Regions from separate parts of the Homo sapiens genome. Here region 2 is linked to region 1. Evidence: chromatin loops called from intact Hi-C (ENCODE). Cell type or tissue: gastrocnemius medialis. All regions are shown on one strand. Each heading gives the region's core, and the rest is flanking DNA. Links, peaks and the distances in the headings are about the cores only.

Evidence for each region. Peaks named below come from ENCODE experiments on the same cell type or tissue, not always from the same donor. Only the 100,000 strongest peaks of a DNase experiment are listed, where the experiment ranks them.
Region 2: a loop joins it to region 1, with 8 times the contacts of the local background. A loop is called at or near these places in 70 of 110 quality-filtered maps.

The regions. Positions count from the first base shown.
Region 1 is chr9:105,605,719-105,614,058 of GRCh38, reverse strand. FKTN (fukutin) reads right to left here. Exons shown (of 11, transcript NM_001079802.2): 7 at 6,108-6,240. Among named protein-coding and RNA genes, the nearest start is that of FKTN-AS1, 52 kb to the right of the region's middle. In gastrocnemius medialis, for the core only: a CTCF peak has its summit at 4,852 (motif pointing left); no DNase peak of the experiment used is centred there.
Region 2 is chr9:105,708,319-105,716,658 of GRCh38, reverse strand. All of the region lies in intron 2 of TMEM38B (transmembrane protein 38B), which reads right to left. LOC107987107 (a long non-coding RNA gene) reads left to right here and starts at 4,677. Exons shown (of 4, transcript XR_001746868.2): 1 at 4,677-4,790. It also overlaps the pseudogene LOC100421293. RefSeq lists silencers at 2,285-2,485, 2,857-3,151 and an enhancer at 2,857-3,151. In gastrocnemius medialis, for the core only: no CTCF peak of the experiment used is centred there; DNase peaks (open chromatin) are centred at 4,548 and 5,835; H3K4me3 peaks cover 3,225 bases; H3K27ac peaks cover 4,365 bases.

The sequences.
Region 1 (8,340 bases), core at 22-8,021:
CATCTTATAACTTGTAAACCCCCAAATATACCACAATAACTTGTAACTCCTCAAATACACCACAACTTTTCAAGCCTCCGCACTTGTTTCCTTTGTCTGATATGGCCCTGATCAATAAAATCTTTCAAGTCTCAGCTCCAACCTCTGCAAAACATTCCCCAGTTTTCCCAGGAAGACATATGTATTTATTCTTCCAATGTTCCTATTCAGGAAGTGTTTCTATTCAACATTTATAGAGCAAAGAATTATGTTTGGTTCTAGATATACAAAGACAAATGAATTATCTTTTTCCTTAACAAGCTTATAATAGTTACCACTTGTAAATACTTTTACTATAATTCATATCATATTTATTCCTAATCATCAATTTTATATTCCCTCCACTAGACTGTAAAGATAGTTCCCTGAGGGCAAGTACTACATCTCTTCATCACTGTATCTACAGGTTTAGAATGGTGCCTGGCACATAATATCTGAAAAACACATACTGATGAATGGGCAAATGAATAAATGATTGACTAAGCCCCTCCCAGGCCTGCAACATCCTAAAATATCCTGTAATTCTTTTACAATATAGTAGGAAAGAATATAGATCCTGGATGGACTATATGAATCTTAAGCAAAAAGTACCCTACCTTCAGTAAGAAGAATTTCTTGCAGATAAGTCACTGTCTACAGAATATACAAATTACACAGGATCCCTTCAATTTGAATACATCCCTTTCCTCAAAGCCATAAGTGCTCTTACAATAAATGACTGGAATGAGAGATACATGTTATAATGCTTGTTGTAGTAGGAAAAGCCTGGAGTTAAGAGGTGGAGACCTAGGATTTAGTCCATGCTCAACCAATGATGACCATGTAACTGACATCTTGAAACATCAATTTTCTTACCTGTTAAAAGAATCCTTGCCTTATTACACAGAGTGACTGAAAGGACTAAACAGCAAATATGAAAAATTTGTGCTCTACAAAAACATCAGGTCTGATAGTTACCTGCTGCTGGTACTGCTCCCATATGGACATATTCCCACCCCAATCTACTTTTCTTAACATGACACTCTCAGAAATTCCATTTCTTTTTTTTTTTGGAGACAAAGTCTCCTCTCTCTGTTGCCCAGGCTGGAATTTAGGGGCATGATCTTGGCTCACTGCAACCTCCACCTCCTGGGTTCAAGTGATTCTTCTACCTCAGCCTTCCAAGTAGCTGGGATTACAAGTGCACACCACCATGTCCAGCTAATTTTTGTGTGTTTTGTAGAGCCGGGGTTTCGCCATGTTGCCCAGGCTGGTCTCAAACTCCTGAGCTCAGGCAATCCACCCGCCTTGGCCTCCCAAAGTGCTAGGATTACAGGCGTGAGCCATGGCGCCCAGCCAGAAATTCCATTTCTCAGAACTGATCCTTGTATGTGTTAAAGTGCATACATGCATAGAGCTATATACCTTAAACATCTGCTATAAATTTTAAAAATTATAGTATACATACTTTTTTCATTTAAAAATATCCTGTACAAGATAGATTAAAGACTTAAATGTAAAACCCAAAACTATAAAACCCTGGAAGATAACCCAGGCAATACCATTTAGGACACAGGCACAGGCAAAAATTTCATGAAGATGCCAAAAGAAATTGCAACAAAAGCAAAAACTGACAAATAGGATCTAATTAAAATAAAGAGCTTCTGCACAGCAAAAGAAACTATCAACAGAGTAAACATATAACCTATGGAATGGGAGAGCATTTTTGCAAACTATGGTTTGCAAACCTTAACTATTAGGTCTAATATCCAGCATCTATCAGGAACTTAAACAAATTTTCAAGGAAAAAACCAAACAACCCCATTAAAAAGTGGGTGAAGGACACGAACAGACACTTTTCAAAAGACATACATGTGGCCAACAATCATATGAAAAAAGTTCAACATCACTGATCATTAGAAAATGCAATAAAAAACAATACGATACTATCTAATACCAGTCAGAGTGGCTACTATAACAAGTAAAAAAAAACTAATAAAATAAAATAAAATAAAATAAAATAAACCCCAGATATTGGTGAGGTTGTGGAGAAAAAGGAACACTTATACACGGTTGGTGGGAGTGTAAATTAGTTCAACCATTGTGGAAGACAGTGTGGTGATTCCTCAATGACCTAAAGACAGAAATACTGTTTGACCCAGCAATTCCATTATCAGGTATATACTGAAAGGAATATAAATCATTCATTCTCTTATAAAGACACATACATGTGTGTGTTCCCTGCAGCACTATTCACAATAGCAAAGGCATGGAATCAATCTAAATGCTCATCAATGATAGACTGGATAAATAAAATGTAGTATATATACACCATGGAATACTATGCAGCCATAAAAAAGAACAAGATCATGTTCTTTGCAGGGACATGGATGGAGCTGAAGGCCATTATCTTTAGCAAACTAACACAGGAACAGAAAACCTAATACTTCATGTTTTTATAAGTGGGAGCTAAATGATGAGAACACATGGACGCATAGAGGGGAACAACACACAATGGGTTCTTTTGGAGGGTGGGAGGAGAAAGAGGACCAGGAAAAATAACTAATAGGTACTAGGCTTAATACTTGGGTGGTGAAATAATCTGTACAACAAACCCCCACAACACAAGTTTACCTATGTAACAAACTTGCACTTGTACCCCTGAACTTACAAGTTAAAAATAAAATAAATAAGTAAACAAATAAAAATAAATCCCAAGTACAAATCTCAGGATTACTATACCTCTAAAAAAAGACAAAATTAATATCCTACTTTAAATATCATGTTTATTTAATTTTTCCTGTTCAGCCAATGAACGGGGACACAAAGCCCAAGAAGAATCGTGGAATCCAAAAGCACAAACCTTATATCAAAGAATAAGATGACAGAAGGTACCAACTCTTATTGTAGATGAGGAAACCAAGGCTCAGAAATTTGCCCAAAATCTTAGAGCAAATTAGTAGAAATAAAATAAAAATATTGTTATCTAGATATTCCTAGGCCAGGTGTACAGGTATTTCCAACTTTCCTTTTGGTTTTTCACTGATATTCAACAGCCTGGAGCTCATTAATTATCTTGTGATGGTTTTTGCTAAAACAAAATCAAATTCAGGAAAAGGTATATTATTCTAGTTTTTGAACTTCATGGTAGATTGAGAAAATAATTAAAAGTAAATAAAGTCTCCCGCCCTTCCTGAACTATTCGATACTAAAACCATTAGATGGGGCAGAGCAAGAAAGGTTTTTGTGCAAAGGGATTGCCTGATACGGGGTATCAGAGCCTAGGCAGGTAATGAGGACATCCACATGAAGAGAGTAGGAGAGTGTCCAGTGTGGGGAGTCAGAGCCCAAGCAGGGTGAGGAAAGCCTCTCTGCAGAACAGCAGCCAGGTGTGGGAAGTCAGAGCCTGAACAGGGTAAGAAGAATGCCTCTACGTGTGTGCAGCCCAGCAGAGGATAGCAGTGCCCAGGTAGGGTGAGAAGAACAGGGGGTAGGGAGGGGAGGACATGTGTTGGAAGATAGGTTACATACAGGGAGACTGAACAACTAAGTAAACATTAAGGTCAATGGGAGTCAGATTTCTCACGATTTGAAAAGGGAGTCGCAAATATGGAAATGAACTCTGTTGTTTAATTGGAACTTTTAACCGGACTGGAGATGTCAATGTGAATTCAGAGGTTTCAATAGATAGATACAGAAATAAATACACACAGACATATACACCCTACCCCTGTTCACTGAGAGAAACTCTCTGCAGCAAAACCCAAATAGCAATGGGTACACCTGGCATCCAGGTCTTGGCTTCTAAAAGGAAACAGGACTTAAAGAAATGGCTGATCCCAGGGTGGAGGTATGAAAATTGTAAGATGAACCCAGAATATTTTATAGTGCCAAAAAGTACTAAAGTGTTCAAAAAACAACGGAGACAAGTCAAAAGGACACAGAAAGCATTATGAAGGAGTTTCTACTGGCCAAATATGGAACAATCTGAAGATCAAAATAAATAATGAAAATAATTGACTATAACCCATAGGGTAAAATAGGAAACCATGAATTTATTTATATTGATATGAACAAATAAATTGAAAATGTAATGAGGAAAACAATATTTACATAGTTTTAAAGTAACTTCTTGCCAGATGCTTATTATTATAAAGGGAAAAACAGAAACTTCATAGTGGTAAAGATACGAAGTTTCAGACAGCACTTTAATCAGGTGAACAATGTGAATATCAACAGTAATGGGATAAATCAAAATTATGCAGTGCCCAGTGAGATGTAATGAGAACACAGCACCACTTCTATACCTTCTAAAGAAGTATAACCTAAATCTAACATGAGGAACCCCCGGACAAACCCCAAATGAGGGACACTGCACAAAACATCTGGCTTGTAATCTTCCAAAGTATTAGTCATGAAAGTAATAAAAGAACTGAGAAACTGTCCCAGACTGAAGAAGACTAAAGAGACAGGAAAATTAAGACAACATGTGATTCTGAATCGAATCTTTTTATTACAAAGGTTATTATTGGGACAACTGACAAAAATTGAATAGGGATTAAATGGTAAAAATGTATGTGCTAATTTCCTAACTTTCATATTAGGACATGTAGAGAATGTTCCTATTTTTAAAAAAATACTAAATTTTTTGAAGTTGTGGTCAACATCTTACTCCCAAGTGGTTCAGAAAAAAAAAAGTTATCGGTACTGTACTTGCAGCTTTTATGTATTTAAAATTGCTTTTTAAAAATTATTTTAAAAAAAGAAAGGCGGCTGCTTGATGAGGTCTATTAGATTAATTTATTGCTTTACACCAAGCATTACATTTAAGACTGTTTGGCGCCATCAAGTGTTCAAATACATGTATGTTCACTTTAATTTGAAAACTGACCCTACTGGATCTTTTCTTTATGCCAGGTACAGTAGATACTGGGCCAACACAGGTAAATAAAAGAACACTCCTGTTATCAAGAAGTTCATAAAATTTGATAAGAGGACAAGACAGATATTCATAATTCACTGTGATAATTGCTATAATAGAGATGACAACCACAGCAAACTCCCTTAGGACAGGAAGAGCGGTCAAGTTTAAGCACAAAACTCCATCTCTTCTACTTCCTGTTATTATGTGGTAGGCATATGTCAGGCAGCACTTTTCTACTAGAGTAGGCCCATCCACACATGTGGTTTTTCAGCTTTTTATTCATGAGGCTGGCTGCATAAATTTCACAGCTCCACAATGACTTAAGGAAATAGGGCTACGAAGGCCCACTTGGGCTGTCAGGCCTCAGCTTTAGGTGCCAGTACACTGTATTAGAGAAACCTCAGATTTGTGGGTCTTGGGCACTTGACAGTTATATACTTCATTTTCGTATCCCTCGTGGACACAGCTTTCTTGGCAGGGAACCCCAGAAAATAAAGGGCAAGTGAAAGAATTCAGGTACCAAAACCCCACTGTAAATTTGCCTGTTTTCACTGTATCTCTGTGTTTCATGTCATCTCTTAGAGCTGAACTTTCATGCCTTTCAAAATCATCTTTATATCCCCAGGGCCAGAAGCCTGCGGAACACAATAAATGTGTATTGAATTGAAAGCTGCAGCAAGAGAATAAAGTTTTAAAAGCACCTGGTCTTTGTGTAGCATTTATCTTCAAAAACCTTCATAAATGCAAAAAAAATTATATTCAATGCCAACTCTGAAACAAACTGTATTTTCATGAAGTCTTTTCTAAATCTACATGGTCCATCTTCTATAGTGGCTTTATCCTACTTGGACTGAGAATACACCACCTTTCACAAAGTTAATGGGCTATCTTAAGGCAGAAGCCAGTGCTAAATCTATTAAAGTTATTCAAATAAAACAATAAATAAATATCAACCTATTGACTTAGAAAATAGTTTCTTAAGGTTAATTTTTAATCTACTTCTAAAAAAAACTGAAAGAAAACAATCTAGAAGAAAAGAGACATATCAAAAAAGGATGTTTACTTTTCTATTTTCCATAAGCCCCTTCATCTTACCACCCTCAAATATTAAAAATAATCCCAACATTTTCTTTAATTTAAAAGTACACATTTGGTTGTCTCTAACCTGAAAGAATGCTCGAGCTTCTTTATACCTACACTCAATAAACCTAGAGTGTGGTACTTCTTCTACAAAGTGCATTGGATCCTTTGGAATGAGAACTTCCAGTCCATCAACAGTAACTTGCTGTAACTCTGGCCTGAAAACAAAAGTTAAGATTTATTAATGAGGGGTGGGGGAAACAGGGAGGGAGAACATTAGGACAAATACCTAATGCGTGCAGAGCTTAAAACCTAGATAACAGGTTGATAGGTGCAGCAAACTACCATGGCACATGTATACCTATGTAACAAACCTGCACGTTCAGTACATGTGTCCCACTACTTAAAGTAAAATTTAAAAATAATAATAATAATAATAAAAGATTTATTAAAAGGATTTAACCCAGAATACTGGCAGCCTCTTACAAATATCAAACATTAGCAAAATACCTAAACATCAAGCATAGTTTCATCAATTATGTCAGATATCAATTAGCAATTTTAATAAGACCTTGAAAAATCTGACATCAAACAGTTGAGTTTTAATTATTTTGGTTAATGTATTTATATATTAATATATTTGTACTTGTTCATACACACTTGGCATTTTAAGCAGAAACAAAAATTTTGTGACATAATTTTTAATTATCAGTTTACTTTTAGAGAAGTAAATGTTTTTAACACTTAAGACACACAAGTTAATTACAATGGCCTGAGAATCTCATTAATGGGTAAAATGCTAATCTGCAAATCTATCTTATGTATTTTGGATCCCATACTCTAAAAATATTATTTGAGAGTTTTCCATTCCTACTCATATAAAATTTTACAATGTAGAGATAGCTTTTATCTATTGTCACATGTTTATGTTTAATAAGTAACTCACAATTTTGAACTTTACTAAGTTATTAAATTTTGAAATAAATTCACAAAGCTTTAAAAAACTAAAAGATAATGTCTCCCTAAAGAAGGTCATTTGAAATACAGAATAAGAAAAAAACAGGCAAAAAAGTGGTAAGAGAACAGTGAGTATTAAGATTTTTGATTAAAATAAGAGAAGCCAATAATAAAAACAAAGTATTGTTCTCCATCTCTACTCATTTTTTTTGGTCATTTTGAAAATATGGCTTGGTTCAGAAAAGTTCCGACTTTTCATACACAAAAAATATAGAAGACTTCAGTTTCGAATACCTTTTTCAGTCATTCTCAAATATGTGACTTTAAGTACTAATAAGAAGGCAATCTCACATGATTCCAGATAGAGAGAAAACATATATATATAATATATATATATATTTTTAAAAGAAGGCAAGAATAAACATACTCTTACACTTCTCAAGTGTAACAGATAAGAATTATCTCACTGGAAGTTACTAAGAAGGAGTTTTTAATGTGAAAATCCTTACAAATATTTACTGCTACCTTTACATCAGATTCTGCTATTCAAAGTAGACTGTAACATCATTATCGCTGATTTCAAAAGGAGAATAAAAGGAACAATTCTAGGTTAGAAACTTCATACTCCAAGTATAACTTCAAGAATGTTTTTAATCCTGTAATTGTTAATATTATAAACTATAGCTAATCAAATTTTACATGAGTTCCTTCAAATAACTGTTTCTCACAAGAAATATTTTTATTATTGAGATAGCCAAAGATAAATTTTTGCACATGGTTTTAAAAAATATATAGGAAAGTGCATAACATAAAGGCACAAAATAATGAATTATAAAGTAAACACCAAAGTCTCCACCACAGAAATAAAATTCTTCCAGTTTCCCTGTAGTTCTCTGTGTCCTCTATCTAGTCTTTTTTGGTACGTCTTGCTTAGCCTTCTTAATACTTTTACTATAAGGGTATACATCCATGAACATAATTTAGCATGTGTTTGAACTTTTTATAAAAGTAATAATAGAATTTACTTTCACTTTTGTATTTTCAATTTTTGTAGGTACATAGTAGGTGTGTATACTTATGGGTTACATGCAATATTTTGATACAAGCATGCAATGCATAATAATCACATCAGAGTAAATGGGGTATCTATCACCTCAAGCATTTATCCTTTGTATTAAACAATCCAAGTATACTTTTAGTTATTTTAAAATGTACAATTATTTTTTACTATAGTCACCTTGTTGTCCTAGCAAATACTCAGTCTTATTCATTATTTCTAACTATTTTTTTGTACCCATTAACCATCCCCCTCTTCCCCTCTTTCTCCCACTATGCTTCCTAGCCTCTGATAACCATCATTC
Region 2 (8,340 bases), core at 127-8,126, 100 kb before region 1:
GAAAATCTGCACATAAGTGGATTCACACAGTTCAAATTCATGTTGTTCAAGGGTCAACTGTACTTACAACAAAACTATGTGACAAGGTATCCCCTCAAACCCCAAAATGCAAGTGGGTAGAGAAAAATCACTAACACCCACAACACTGTACTACTTGGCAGAAAGAAGAAAGCAACAAGGTGGCAACTGATGAACTTAAGACCAAAATCATACCAAAATAGCTAACGGGTATTCACTGGAAAGCAGAGCAGACTCATTTGGAAATATACACACACACACACACAAATGCTACAACTGACAGAGGTTCTGGCATCTCTAATACCAGATAAGACAAAGAGCCCATGATAAGAAGTTCTGAAAGGGTTGGAACAATTTAGTCCCTCTGAGCTTTAAGCTTTTGAAACTGACCCACCAGGGCTCTCTTCTATAATAAGCCCCACACTGAGAAGAAACTGAGAAGAATCAAGCCTGAGCTCCCCACACTGAGAAGAAACTGGGAAGAATCAAACCTGAGCAGAATAGAACAGAAGAAAGAAAAGGTCCACACCAAGCCAAGGAAGGTAAGAGATCCAAGAAATATCAAAAAGCAGGTCCTCATCTTTTGAACACTACATAAAAACAAAAGCAGGAGCTCTGTGAAGTCAAGAAAATATTTCCACCACATTCTGCAAGTTTATGAAAGCCAATTTCATATAAAAATGACCAAAAGTATCAAGATCAAATCCTATACAAAGTTATTACAAGAAAAAAAATAAGCAGAATAAATCCCTATAGACAATGTAAGCACTCAGGAAAATGTGCAAACAAAACAGATCAAAACTGTAAACTATGATTTCAAAACAAGCTAAAGACATTAAGAAAGTCATGTAAGACATAAAAGAACACACATAAGAATAAGCAAAACTGAGAACCAAAGATTCAACACTCAGGAGAGAGTAAGAGATAAAAGAAAAAAAATCATTTCCAAAATAAAAAACAAACCAGAAAACACAAAGAGAAACATAACAGATAGTGTCTTCAAAGAAACAGCAGGAGAAAAGAGAAAAGAGAAAAACAAGTGAAAAGCAGGTTAATTTTTTTAGAAATATAGATTTTTAAAAAATCCTTGAAGAAAGGCAAAGAAGAGCCAATATACCAATAATAAGAGTTCTTAACCAATGCAAAGGAAGAATACAAATACTAGTATTACTTTCTCAATTAAAAAAAAGTGTAGGTACCAAAAAGAACACACCATGTAGAAGAGAATACTGTCGCACAACAACGAACACCAAGATATTTTATTTAAATGACTGGACCTTAATGAAAAAATAAATCTTTAGGGATCTAGAAAAAAAAGATCTTAAAAGAGAAAGAAAATTAAAAGATCACCAGACTTTCACAGCAGTGCTTTAAGCCAGAAGAAAATGGAGTAATATATTTAAAATGACAGTGTAAAATAGTACATTTATTGTTAAAATGGGAGAATTAATAGAACATATGCAATAATAATTTTCTGTAATCATTTCTTTGGTAGTCTTTAACATTACTCTAAGACTACTGTGTGCATAATACAGAAAAAAATCAGTAATGTTAGAATATATTAATTTAATCACATCCTATGTCCTTAAGAAACCAAATTCTTAGGGTGGAAGAAAGGAGATATATATGTAACAGGGAAAAAATTTTAAAAAGCTATATGGTCCTGAATTTGAATTAGAAATATGAATATAAAGTCATGAGTTATTTTATCTTCATTTTTCCTAGCTCTGTTCACTAAAAAGGCCTAGACATAATGATCAACCCAATAACAGTGAGCGTCTCTAGCACTCAAATTGTGGTCTTGAAATGCCATTGCTCACCAAAAGAAACCAGAACGTCTTAGAGAAACAAGTGATTCCAGAAGAAAAGCACACAATGAATCTTACAACACCAGGTAGAAAGTAAACTAATTCAAAATCTGTCTCAGGAGTCTATCTGAAGAGGCTTCCACTGGCTGAAGATGGGATAATTTGAGCTTCGATATGAAAATAACTGAAATTTTATTGAAACCAATGAAATATAGTTAGTCCATGAGCTCATAATTATTTTATTTAAGCTGGTATCTTTAGACAATGACAGACATCCAGTTCATTATACTGAAAACTGGTAAATGAAGGGAAAGAACCAAGCATTACCTTTCCAGTATGAACTGTATAGCTGGTTTCCAAATAGATGATAAACAGGAAGTATCTATTTGTATTTTGGGATCTTTGGGATGTCACTTTTCTGGGCAGAAACCTTTGTGGCTGGTGGCACCCTTGACCAAGCTCTTGTCCTGCGTCCAGGAAGAATGAAGTATTCAGACAAGTGGAGGGTGAGCAAGACAAAGAGAAGCTTTGTTTAGTGTTAGAGCAGCTCAGAGAAGACCCACAGTGGGTAGCTCCTCTTTGTAGGCAGGTCATCCTGTTGAGTGTGCAGCTGTCAGCTGAGAGGAAGGTGGGTGGCTCCTCTCTGCAAGCAGGTCCTCCCATTGTCTCTGCAGCTCTCAGCAGGGAGGAGGCTCCTCTCTGCGGTTTGTAGGCAGGTCATCCCAACAAGTGCTCGGCTCTCAACAGAGAGGGTAGCTCCTCTCTGCAGCTGGTCATCCCCACATCTGCAGCTCTCAGCAGAGAGGAGGCCCTGCAGAGAGGGTAACTCCTCCGTGCTCAGCTCTCAGCAGACAGGGTAGCTCCTCCCTGCAGCTGGTCATCCCCATGTCTACAGCTCTCAGCAGAGGTGGCCCCAAAGAGGGTAGGTCCTCTCTGCAACTGGCCAGTCAACTCTTCCTACTCTGCCCTGCCCTGGCTGAGCCCAGAGCTTTTATGGGCCTCAGAGGAGAGAAATGCATGCTGATTTGTCCATGAGCAGCCATGGGAAGCCATGGGTGGGCCCAGGAAAAGGCACTATGAGTTCCGCCTCTGGTGGCAGGACTGGCAGCCCAGCTCCAGGCTTCAGACCTGCCCAAGCCTGAAGGTGGGGCTTCACTGGGAACCCGCCCCCTTCCACCAAGAAGCCTGTCTGCCTCCCACGTCATCCATCATGTCCAGGCTGTTGGCACCAAGGGGCACCTGCAGGCCAGCGCCTGGCCACCCTCAGCCACCCCTCAGTTTCCCCTCCCGCACTCTTCAGCACCCAAAGTCCAGAGGGGGCCAAGGTGGCAGGGGGCTGGCACGTCAGCACTGCCCCAAGCAATGGCACACCCAGCCAGGCTGTGACAGCGCCTAGGCTCAGCCCCAACCCAGCCCCAACCTTGCTCCAAGATTGGGGAGAGGCCAGGCAGCGGGAGCAGGCACCTCCAAGCCTGCAACAGCAAGGGGGCCCTTCCCAGACCCCACAAGAGTGCAGGTATGCCTGGGTCTGCAGCCCCGGTTTGGGGGGCTGCAGCTGTCGGGGAGGGGTTTGGAGTGGGGATCCTGCCTGCTCCGTGGAGCGGCAGGTCAGGGATTGCAGCCACTACTTGAAGGCTGCAGCCCTGCCCTCTACTGCCTACTCCTGGCTCCCAAGAGCAGAGGGGTGCCTGGGTTGCAGCCATGACTTGGGCAGCTGCAGTTGCACCTGGGGAGCTCCAGCCCCACCAACTTGGAAGGGGCAGGGCTCCCGCATGTCCCCAGCTCCCTCTGCTCCGTGGTGCATGGCACTGGGCCAAGTCCCCTCACAGCCTAGGGTGGGGGCTCCAGGTCCTCACTGGGCCTGGGCTGGCATCCAGGACAGGGGCAACATTGCCATGCAAGCTCCCTTTGTGGCCCCAAAGCTCAGGGGCGACCTGAAGCTCCCCCTTGGCCGGTGCAGGAACCAGCCTGGCCCAGCCCCATCGTGGAGACCCCAAGGGTGGCTGGTGGGCTGTGGGGGGTGTGGGGCTGTCCGCCTTCTCCCTGTGCCCTCCCTGAAGCAGCTGACATGATGGCAGCAGCCACACCAGATGGCCTGCGGCTGTCATCATTTATAGTAATATTCCAACTAATAAATAAGAAGAAAAGATAAAACTAGACTATCTTCATTTTGCAATTTCTAATTAATAGGCACTAAATGTAAAAGGGTGCTAATGTCACAAAATGGGACCTCTTAGAAGTCTTGGTAAAGGGATCTAGCCTAAATCTGATTTGGATTCTGCATCAATCTTCCAACTGTGAGGAAACACAAAGAACAGAAGAATATAATGATCTATACCATGATTATGCAATCAGCAAACTCTGGACTATGGAAAACTGCAAATCGACTGGCTCTGGTTCTTCAACAGATAAAGTTTAAGGAAAAGAAAGAAATTAAGGGTTAACCATTTTTTTAAAAAGCTTAAGAAACAAATGAAATTTTTGAATAGGCATGACTAAACTATAGTATCTAAGGATAAGCACTGAGTGATAAAATTATTAAAATATTCAAAAAAGTGATTACCATAAAAGTCAGGATACTGGTATGTTATCATAATGGTTATTTAAAGTGGGAAGTCGGTCGGGCACAGTGGCTCAAGCCTGTAATCCCAGCACCTTGGGAGGCCAATGCAGGCAGGTCACTTGAGCTCAGGAATTCGAGACCAGCCTGGCCAACGTGGTGAAACCCCGGCTGCACTAAAAATAGAAAAATTAGCTGGGCATAGTTTCATGCACCTTTAGTCCCAGCTACTCAGGCTGAGGCAGAAGAACTGCTTGAACCTGGGAGGCAGAAATTGCAGTGAGCCGAGAGCCACTCCACTCCAACCTGGGCAACAGAGCAAGACTCCGTCTCCAGAAAAAAAAGAGAGAGAAGGGGGTTAGGATTGGAATGGGACACACAAAAAGGACTTCTAAGGTAAGGAGGTAAGTGACAAAGTTGTATTTCTTTTCTTATCTTTTTTTTTTTTTTTTGGAGACAGGGTCTCACTCCTACGTGCAGGCTGGAGTGCAGTGGTGCAATCACAGCTCACTGCAGCCTCGACTTCCAGGGTTCAGGTGATTCTCCCACTTCAGCCTTCCAAATAGCTGGGACTACAGGCATGCGTCACGACACTCAGCTAATTTTTGGTAGAGACCAGGTTTTACCAGTTGTTCGAACTCCTGGGCTCAAGCGATGCCTCAGCCTCCCAAAGTGCTGGGATTACAGGCATGAGCAACTGTCCCAGGCGCAAAGTTGTATTTCTTGATTTGGGTAGTGGTTACAAGGATGTACCTTATAATAATTCATTAGGTCTTATGTTTGGCTTTGTGGTTTTCTGTATTTTCCTTTTTCTTTTCTTTTCTTTTTTTTTGAGACAGAGTCTAGGTCTGTTACTCAGGCTGGAGTGCAGTGGCACGATCTCGGTTCACTGCAACCCCCACCTCCCAGGTTCAAGCTGTTCTCCTGCCTCAGCCTCCCAAGTAGCTGGGACTACAGGCACAGGCCACCACGCTCAGCTAATTTTTGTAATTTTAGTAGAGACAGGGTTTCACCATGTTGGCCAGGCTGGTTTCGAACTCCTGACCTCAGGTGATCCGCCCACCTCGGCCTCCCAAAGTGCTGGGATTACACGCCTGAGCTACCGTGCCCAGCTATTTTCACTTTTTAATACAAAGATTTATTTAAGTGACAATTTTTTTCCTAATCTAAATGATGGATATATAACTTCATTATATCACAATTCTATTTTGCATAACTTTATAAATACTTTTTGTAACTAATTCAGTATTACTTGAAATTTTGCATTTAAAAAAATCACCAGCTGCCTGGTGATCTTGCGGGAAAGAACCACCGTGGTCCCAGCTTTGCGCAGAGGTAGGAGGTGGGCAGTGGAGGTGGGAGTGAAGTCTCAGGAAAAGAGGCGGTTGCCATAGCGGAGCCCTCTGGCTGTGTGTGTCTGAGGCTTGGCAGCCAGAGCCATGGACGGTTTGCTGGGCCCGTTAGTGCACCCAGTGGAGACACGCAGCCTTCATGTCCCGCTACCTGCCGTCTCCCCAACATGTCTCTGTTTGTCAGGAACATAGCCAACGACACCAGGTCTGAAGATTTACGGTGTGAATTTGGTCGTTATGATCCTATAGTTGATGTGTATGTTCCACTTGATTTCCACACTCACCATCCAAGAGAGGATTTGCTTCTGTTCAATTTGAGGGTGTTCCTGATGCTGAAGACACTTTATATAATTTGGACAGAAAGTGGATTTGTGGAGGGCAGATTGAAATACAGTTTGCCCAGGGGGATCGGAAGACACCAAATCAGATGAAAGCCAAGGAAGGGAGGAATATGTACAGTTCTTCACGCTATGATGATTATGACAGATACAGACGTCCTAGAAGCCGAAGTTATGAAAGAAGGAGATCATGAAGTCAGTCTTTTCATAACAACTATAGAAGATCATATAATCCTAGAAATAGACTGGCTGGAAGACCACAGAGTAGCAGAAGCCATTCCGACAATGACAGACCAAACTGTAGCTGGAATATCCAGTACAGTTGTGCTTACTAGACTTCAAGAAAGATCTGAAAGTGGAAAAAGAACCAAAGAAGGGCAGTTCAAGTGACAAAGGGGTGTGTGGAAGGTGCTGCAGTATGAATACTGTACAAATATTTTGACTCTGGTCTGAAAAGATAAAAGAATGTTATCGAAAACTACATGGAATAATTGAAGTCCCCTCAAGTTTGAAAGTAAGCATTTTAGGACAAATAAAAGGACATTCAACTTTGTACTTGCGGAAACTAATCCCTAAATATGAATAAGCGTATATTGATTCATGGGTAATAGGTCCATAATAAATTATTGGAAACTAGGATGTCTGAATATCAAGGAAGACAGCCGTAGTCTCTTACAGTGCCTCTGTTGGTCTGCCTCAAACTGATTTAGGTGGGAAAAGTTATGGTCCAATATAAAAGTTCCATTTTCGCCATTATTGGCAAATCTTGCCTTTGTTTATTTTGGTGTCAGTGTTTTCTGCTTAATCATTGGCTTTGTTGGCATCTGCGTTTATTTACTTGTACACCACATGCAGTTTACATCTTCCTTAACTACTCTCCTTCCCAGGTAAATTCCAATTATATTCGACATCCAGCTAAGAGGGCCCATCTCTTCTCACCTCTATCCTAGTCAGTATGTTCAGCAAATATTTATTGAGTGCTGACACTGTGGGCAAAACATTGTACTGGTTAATTGAGGAGAAAAGTAGATAATTCCCTTATTCAGTAAATGTCTACTGGGTACAATCTAGTGAATGATTACAGTATGGCCTAATTGTCTTGTTTGAGATGTATTATTCGTTACAATATTTTACACCATTCATATCTTAATATAATTATAGAACCCAATATACTATCAAAGATAAGTAATTGTGTGGTTATATGCCATTTAAAATTATCCCGTGTTTGTCTGATCCCATTATTACAAATAATTAAAAAATGATTTGTTTTAATCTGTAATAAACTGATTTATTGTGCAGTGACTGTAATATACTGGAGTTATATTAAATTGTTTACTCAGCCTCACCAAACACATACTAGGAAATAACCCCCAAAATAAGTATTTAACTTTGCATTAGATATAAACGAGACTGGGTGCTATAATTAGATTATTTTAAGGTAGACAGCTATTATCCCAACTGATGTAGTATGTTCTGTAATTGAGAAAATGTTCACCAAATTTTACTTTTTAGTGATTTACATGTACATTTTATAGGGGACATGTTCTATGTATAGTGAATAAATAACTTTGACAGTAAAAAAAAAAAAAATAGCCAACGTGGGAAACATAGTGAGACCTCATCTCAACAAATATAAAAATTTTAAACATTAGCCAGGGGCCAGGCATGATGGCTCACTCTCTGATGGGCTATTATTCCAGTATAGTTAGAGCAACATAAAAAAAAAAATCAACAGATAACATGTTGGATAGCAATAATTCTAAGAAGAAAAATAAAGAAGGATGATGTGATAGTCATGGGAGAGGAGGTGCTACTTTAGTCAGGGAAGGCCTCTCTGATAAAACAAAATATGAGACTTCTGAGGAAAAAAAGATTACAAAGAGAAGAAAGAAAGTACAAAGGCATTGAGGTAGAAGAATACCTTACGTTGGAACATTCAAGAAATAGCAAAGCTCATGTGACTAGAGCAAACTGAGCAAGAATAGAGTTGTAAGACGTTACATAAAAGAAAGTGAAAGCGAGTATTTTGCAGGGTTTTACAGGCCATGGTAAAAGTTTGGGATATTGTTCTTAATAAGATAAGAAATTACTGAGCACATGAGTGACATGTTCTAACTTAAGTTGTCCCTCAGTATCTGTAGGGGACTGGTTTCAGGATTCTCCTTCAAAATCTGTGAATGTGAGAGCCCCTATATAAAATAGCAGAGGATTTGTACATAACCTACACACATCCTCCACTACACTTTAAATCATCTCTAGATTAT